2 separate regions of the Homo sapiens genome follow, and region 2 is linked to region 1. A link is a contact called in ENCODE Hi-C or POLR2A ChIA-PET data. All regions are on one chromosome and are shown on one strand. The core of a region is the stretch at or near the end of the contact, and the rest is flanking DNA. Distances in the headings are between cores, read along the strand shown.

Region 1 (3,298 bases), core at 335-2,834:
GGTAACTTGAACAAGTACTTTCAGTGTGTGGACCTTCTTCATGGCTTCAAGGGCTTTTCAGAAAGGGTGACATCTGGAAAGTGGAGGGTCTCAGCCATGTGAAGACTAGCCATGTGAACAAGGGACATCTGTTCAGGCATTCTACTTTCAGAGTCACCAAGCACAATTTTGTCCCTGGCACTGTCAGAAGCTGGGAAGACAAAGATAAATAAAACATGGTCTAAAGTGTGAGACAAACTCACAAGCCAATCAATCACTACAGCACAGTAGGCTCAGGGCTGGCACACAAGTGATGAGCAAACACATGATGTCCAGAGGACAGGAGTATGAGTTCTCTCCACAAGTTTTGTTGTTTTTTTTTTTTTTTTTTTTTTTGAGACAGAGTCTTGCTCTGTTGCCCAGGCTGGAGTGCGATGGTGCAATCTCGGCTCACTGCAACCTCCACCTCCCAGGTTCAAGTGATTCTCCTGCCTCAGCCTCACAAGTAGCTAAGATTACAGATGCCCACCACCACGCCCGGCTAATTTTTGTATTTTTAGTAGAGATGGGGTTTCACCATGCTGGCCAGGCTGGTCTCGAACTCTTGACCTCAGGTGATCCACCTGCCTCAGCCTCCCAAAGTGCTGGGATTACAGACATGAGCCACCGTGCCCAGCCTCCACAAGCATTTGAGCTGGGCACTGGCAAGTAAGAGAATGCAAGACAGACAAGGCAGGAGGGGGTAGCAGGAAGGAGAAGAAATATGCAAAGAGACAGGTGAGAAGTTCAGAGAGGCCGGGGCAGGTGCTAAGGATTAGAACCACCGGCGAGCGCGCTAGACACGGGTCCCAGGCCAATTAGATCAGGACCTCTGGAAGAAAGGTCTGATCGTGGGTAGGTGAGTTTCACCTGCAGCCCGAAATGAGGAGCAGGGGATTGGAGCTCAGCGGGAAGGGCACAGCCAGAGATGAGGTTTGTTGGAGGGAAGGAGGCAGGAATAACAGTCAGGCTAAGAAGCTGGGTATTCTCCTGCCAGGTCATGAGGGACATCAGTGTGACTCTTGTACATAGGGAGAAACACGATTAGGGAATCTTTGGGTTTGCAAAGTGGAGAGAGAAGAGTGGCAGAAGGCCCAGAGCCCGGGAGAATCTGCAACAGTCTGGATGAGGGCTTGAAGGAAGGCTGGGGCGGTCAGAACAGAGGGAGCGCTCCTCAAACCGGCTCAGATTTGGGAAATGAGGACGAGGTTCTGTAACTTGCCCAGAGTTGGGGACAGGGTCTATACGGGGTGGAACACCGAGAACAGATCCCGGCCAAGGATCCTCTCTCCAGTGCATGCACCATTCCTTCTCCTTCGCCTCTCCCTCCTCCACGACCAGCCAGGTGAAACAATTAGGGAGAAGGGATATTCTGATTACTTACTTACTTCAGTGATCCTCTGACCACACCAAGTGGCGACTTTCCAGGAAAGTTCTGATTCAGCACGCTCACACCCAAGCCCCGCCTTCCACCCTGAGGAGGCAGGTGGGCAGCCTGTAAGGCGCCATTCCCCAGCACCCGCAGCGGGCACTGTGGCTGCACGCCGCCCTCGGAAAGCAAGGCTGCACCAGCTGCTCCACAAAGCCCCTCCCTCACCAGCCCTCGCCTCCTCCCGGCAAATGTTGGGTTTGCCATCTGGCCACGAGGTGGCAGCCTTTCCCATGAAATCTGCTTGGAGGTGGGCCCGGCGCCTCAAAGGGATTTAGGGAAGTCGCCGAGCAGCCAGAGACTGCGAGGAGAGCCCTGGACTCCTGAAAGAGGCCCGTGGAATCGGTTCCAGGAAAAAGATTCCAAAGAAGACCAGTCCTGGGACCAGCCAGACTGGACTGCGAGCCTGCCTCCACCATTTGCCCACTGAGTACATTTCCACCTGGACTTCCTGAGCCTCACCTTTCCCATTTGTAAAATAGGGATAAAAATAACTGCTGTATGGGATTATTTGGAAAGCCTAATAAAAACAATATATGTAAAGTCCTTGGCAAGGGCCCAGCATTTAACAAATGCATATTAAATGGTAAGCTATTATTAAAGGAAAATTGTGGAATTTGGGGGTTATCGTCTTTAGATTAAAAAAAAAAGCAAAACAAACAAAAAAAATCCTTCACTTTCACTCCCAACCACACCTTTCTAGCTAAGCCTGGGCTTCTTATCTAACCTCCGAAGCCTGGGTTTCCTCCCCTGTGTAGTGGAGATGATACTGCCATCTGGCAGGGTTGCTGTTGTAAACACTCAGCCTCCCTCAAGGGGATGTCTACTGATTGGCAACTAACTTTTCTTATTCTCAGCCTTCAGTGAGAGCTGAAGTGTGATCCCAGCCTGAAGCTTGACCTGTTCAAGAGTAAGGAGCTCCACCCACCCCATCCTCCCACTTCAAGAGCTGCGTAAAGCCCTGGGGACTTGCTCTTCTAGAAGGCTCCAGGGAAGAGAGGACAGAAGAAGCAAAGCCTATACCCTCTTAGGGACAGTCTACCCAGTAGCCACTCTTCCAGAGATGATCAGTGTCCCTGAACTGAGCCCAATTCCAGGGGCAGTAAAAGGGATGTCCTTACACTCATGCATTCATAAAACGCTTCTATCCAAATTAATTGCTGTTATTTGAACTTCCCAGCCACTCTGTGAAACAGTGTGAAAATTGAGCCTTAGAGAGGACACACCACAGATCAGGAACAGGCCCCTCCCAGGTGGCTGGGAATCTTCGGTTCTCAGTCAGCTCTCTGGCTGTTTCCATTCCCAGGCCACTCCCTCAACAATCCCTTATCTTGGTCTTATCTCGGCCACATACATATAGATTTTGTTCTCAGGCTAGAGCCTTTGGCCAGAAGGAATCTGCCCCACTAGCTATTAGTCAACCAGTGAACATTTAGGAAACATCTATTACGTAGAATGCTGCAATGAAGATGGAGAAAGTGAACACAAGCTGGCTTCTGCCCCCAAGCAGCATCTCTGTATTAATCAGGAGAGGTGCAGGGGTAAGTGACAGAACCCTAACACAAAGCAAAAACCAGAATATCCAAAGGCAGGACTGGCTTCAAATTTGGTCAGATCCAAGGGCGCAAAGATGCTCACAAGGTACTGTCTTTGCTCCACCTCTCAATGCCACTGCCCTTGGGATGTGGCCTTATCTTCACAGTGATTTATTCCATATGTAGGAAAGATGGTTGCCAACAGGCCCAAACCTATATCCTTGCAGCACCCATGGGAATGTCAAAGAGACCCTCCCTCTATCAACAGAAGACCATGAATTTGCCCAAACCCCATCAGCCTTTCCGGGGCCATAAA
Region 2 (3,298 bases), core at 381-2,880, 47 kb after region 1:
TGAGGGTGGCAGGAGGTGTGGCCAGATTCCAGAGGGCTTTCCCATCAGGGATTAGGACACTGCCCTCGCCAGGCCCTGGCTCACCTGTGCACAGCATTTTATCGGAAGCACGGACCTTGCCCCAACACATTCCTGAGATAACACTCCCCCGCCCGTCTCAGAAGACACTCAGTCCGTTGGTGTGAGGGAGGCTGCTGACACCCCCCAGATTCATTTCCAGTTTGTTTGACGTTGGCATGTATGTCTGTGTAACATGACTGAAGAACGAGTCATTAGTGAGCTGTCCAAAGTCCCTTTGGGAACATTCCAGGAAAATAAACCAATATTCCATCAAAGCCACAAATAACTTTTTTTTTTTTTTTCCATTCCTTCAAAGCAGGCTTTCTCAGAGTGTGGTCCACAGACTTCCTGCTTTAGACTCCCCAGAGGAGCTTGTAAAATGCAGATTCCTGGGCCGCCACCCTAAGCCTACTGAATCAGAATCCCAGTGGGGCTTCTGGGAACTGCATTTTTATATGCTACCCAGATGATTCTAATACACCTTAATCTCGAAAACCTCTCACTCTCTTTGCCCCTTTGCTTGATCGTTCCTTTGTGTCAACACCGTGTGCCCGCTGCGCTCTGATACTACCTCCCTGTGCTGCCCCACCTGGTGAACTTCAGCTGAAGGGCCACCTCTCCCTGGGAGCCTTCCTTGCCATCTTTGTCCCATCTTGTGTAGGGGCCCACTGTGTTTTCTCCTAATATGAATCTACCACAAAGTAGTAGTTTCTTTCTGCCTGACTGCTCCCCTGAATGGGGAAGCATCCTGCCCAGTCTCTCCAGGCCCAGCAGAAAGTTTTGCCTATAATTGGTACTAAGAAAGGAATCAGTGCAAGTGAAGGGTGCTGAGCGGCAACGGAAGGGCTACAGAGTAGGGGTGACGAATGGTCGCTTCCCGTTAAGAAGCTGTCACCTTCTGACTCCTCTCCTGGTGAGTCTGAACTCCTAGGTCAAGTCTGGGGCCAGAGGGCGAGCATCAGACCCAAGAAGAGGCCAAGGCTCTGGCTGGCAGGAGGCACAGCCCACCTGTTTGGGACTGCGGTGTCCCTGGTGTAAGCTCAGATCCCTGTCTGTATTTCAGGGAGACTCCATAGCTTGACATTCTTCCTGCTACAGAAAAACAGATGAAAGAACAGTTTTCCAGTCCCAGGGCTGACCCCAAACCCAGGACAGCTAGAATGCTCAGGCCTCCCCCCTCTTTTCAGGCAGGAGAAGCTGAAGAATAGAACTATTGGACCATGAAACTCCCAAGAGTCCTTCCCCCTCAGCGTTTCTCAGAATTTGCGACCACGATTTTCTCTGTGAGGCTCGCAATTGCTATTTGCCAAACTGGTAACTGTTGACCCAACAGAAATCAAACAAAGATACCAGCAGCCCCAGACAGGCTGTCTTCATCGCATCAGTGAAGGGAGAGCAGGTGCCTGGGATCGAAAGGACATTGTCCATCACCTGGCTCTGAAAAACAAAATGCATTTCCTTATTCTTAACAAGCTGAGCACCAGAAACCTGCTTTACCAGTCCAGGGTGCCTCCTGGAAGCTGGCTCGCTTATCTGCATGTATGTGAGGGCTGGGGGTGTTTTTGTGGGGCTGGCTCCGGGCAGGGTGGCTTTGGAAAGGAGAGGCCTGACCTAGCGAGACTCTAGGGTCAGCCCAGACTGCTGTGACCTCAGGGGACTCAGCCCAGGAGGTCCAGGTGAGGGCAGCCTGCCCTCTACGTCTGCAGTAGGTGAAGAACCCCTTGGTTACTTGAAGAGAAAGAAAGGACTGGCTGGGTTGTAGGCAGCAGGGCCGAGCAGCTGAGGGCTAAGTGCACAGCAGGCCCTAGCAAATGCTTCTGGAATTGAATTGGTCCAAGGGGAGACTCCAGCTTTAGTTCAACATGGGCTGTATCCGAATCCTTCTGAAATTTGCTGGGATTCCATGAGGGAGTCAGGTATTACAAGGTTTTGGCAATTACTGAGTTTCTTTTGTGCTTTTTTCTTTATGAGAATGTTGTTTCTGAACCCATTCCCTTTCTCTTCCCTTCTCACCAAATTACACTTGATTTGCCTCCAGGAAGAAAATAGTACATTGTTATCATTTGGTCAAGATTTCATATTCAAAAAAGAGTAAAGTGACAATATAGTTCAAAAATCTTGTTAGATGCTGTGGAAACCTCACCCGGCAGTAGTGATAGCTGCCACGTACTGAGGGATTTTATAGACATTTACATTTTCACTTGTCCTCACCTTCCAGATGAGGCAGCTGTGGCCCAGAGAGGTTAGGGAACTTACCGAGGTCACACAGCAAGTTGGCAAGAGGGTTGGGGTTTCAGTCTGGGCTCTCTGACTTCGCAGCCAAGTGCCTGCCAGTGCTGCATTGTCTCAAGGTATTTGGCGTGTTGATGTGACATCACTCACCCTCCTTGAGTTCTCTGACATTTCTCAGAGCGTTTGTCTGTGTGTCCTGATTTGAGAATTAGTTAAGCTCTCGCACTCTCCGGGGTGCAGTGCCTGGAATTCAGGCACTGGAGGAAGTCCTGCCTCCTTCCTGGAGCTCGCAGCCAGATCCCACAGATCCTGCTCTGTTGGACAGTGAGGATGGGAGGTGTGGCCCAGGGGTTGGCAGGATGGTAGTGGGGTGCAGAGTAGACAGGGCTGCGATGACTCTCCAGACCCATGCTTCTTGTCAGTTCCCAGGCACTGAACCCAGGACTTCCCCCACCAAGGCATCCTGTCCTATTTCCCCCATTGCCTCCTGCCCTCTTAGGATATACAGCTATTGAGAAATGTGAACACAGAGGCCTTTTCAGAGAGAAAGAAGTCCTGCTCCTCAGTATTCCCAGGATCCTAGCTTACTGGAGAGATTAAAAGGCTGGATTATGTGGGAAGGAGAGGCAAGTGGACTGGGACAGTTTAGATCTAATTGCCTAATGACTCCTAGAATATGTCCTTCCAGATGTCCTCATTTTCATTCAGAGTCACTGCCTGCCTTTGTGAGAGGTCATACAGTGTTGAATGATGCGTTATCAGTGTAATGCAATAGCCCAGTGACGTCATGAAAATCCTGGCTTTCTGAGAACACGTTCACAGATAGGAATGCAGTGCTGGAGAGACCCGAGGGTCTTGGTATACTGCACAATTCAGCTTCTATTGTGTAACTCCTGGGTTTATTGGCCCTTTGTTGCTGCTCTCTTTGATAAAGTATGATTTTTTTTTTTTAACTTTCTGATTAGAAATCAGTAGTTTAAGCCTGCTAATCACCTCTTTGGCTTGG

What was found. A loop is a pair of places that touch in the nucleus more often than their neighbours do. ChIA-PET counts read pairs that join two places held with the same protein, here RNA polymerase II (POLR2A). Pooled maps may share reads with other maps.
Region 2: a loop to region 1 is called in a map of PC-9, with 6 times the contacts of the local background. The contact joins two enhancer-like sites. A Hi-C loop is called at or near these places in 7 of 168 maps with a recorded cell type or tissue (Caco-2, Calu3, DLD1 and 4 more), 1 of 37 single-sample maps with no recorded cell type and 5 of 50 pooled maps. POLR2A ChIA-PET finds 5 or more read pairs at or near these places in 7 of 52 experiments (Caco-2, GM12878, Panc1 and 3 more).

The regions. Positions count from the first base shown.
Region 1 is chr5:168,267,872-168,271,169 of GRCh38, forward strand. No RefSeq gene overlaps it. Among named protein-coding and RNA genes, the nearest start is that of WWC1, 22 kb to the right of the region's middle. Within about 2 kb of position 1,585, at least 5 of the 41 ENCODE cell types and tissues checked have a DNase peak (open chromatin) inside an H3K27ac peak, as active enhancers do; they include PC-9, where a contact is called at or near this core.
Region 2 is chr5:168,314,829-168,318,126 of GRCh38, forward strand. The region is part of intron 1 of WWC1 (WW and C2 domain containing 1); the gene reads left to right. Among named protein-coding and RNA genes, the nearest start is that of WWC1, 25 kb to the left of the region's middle. Within about 2 kb of position 1,631, at least 14 of the 41 ENCODE cell types and tissues checked have a DNase peak (open chromatin) inside an H3K27ac peak, as active enhancers do; they include PC-9, where a contact is called at or near this core.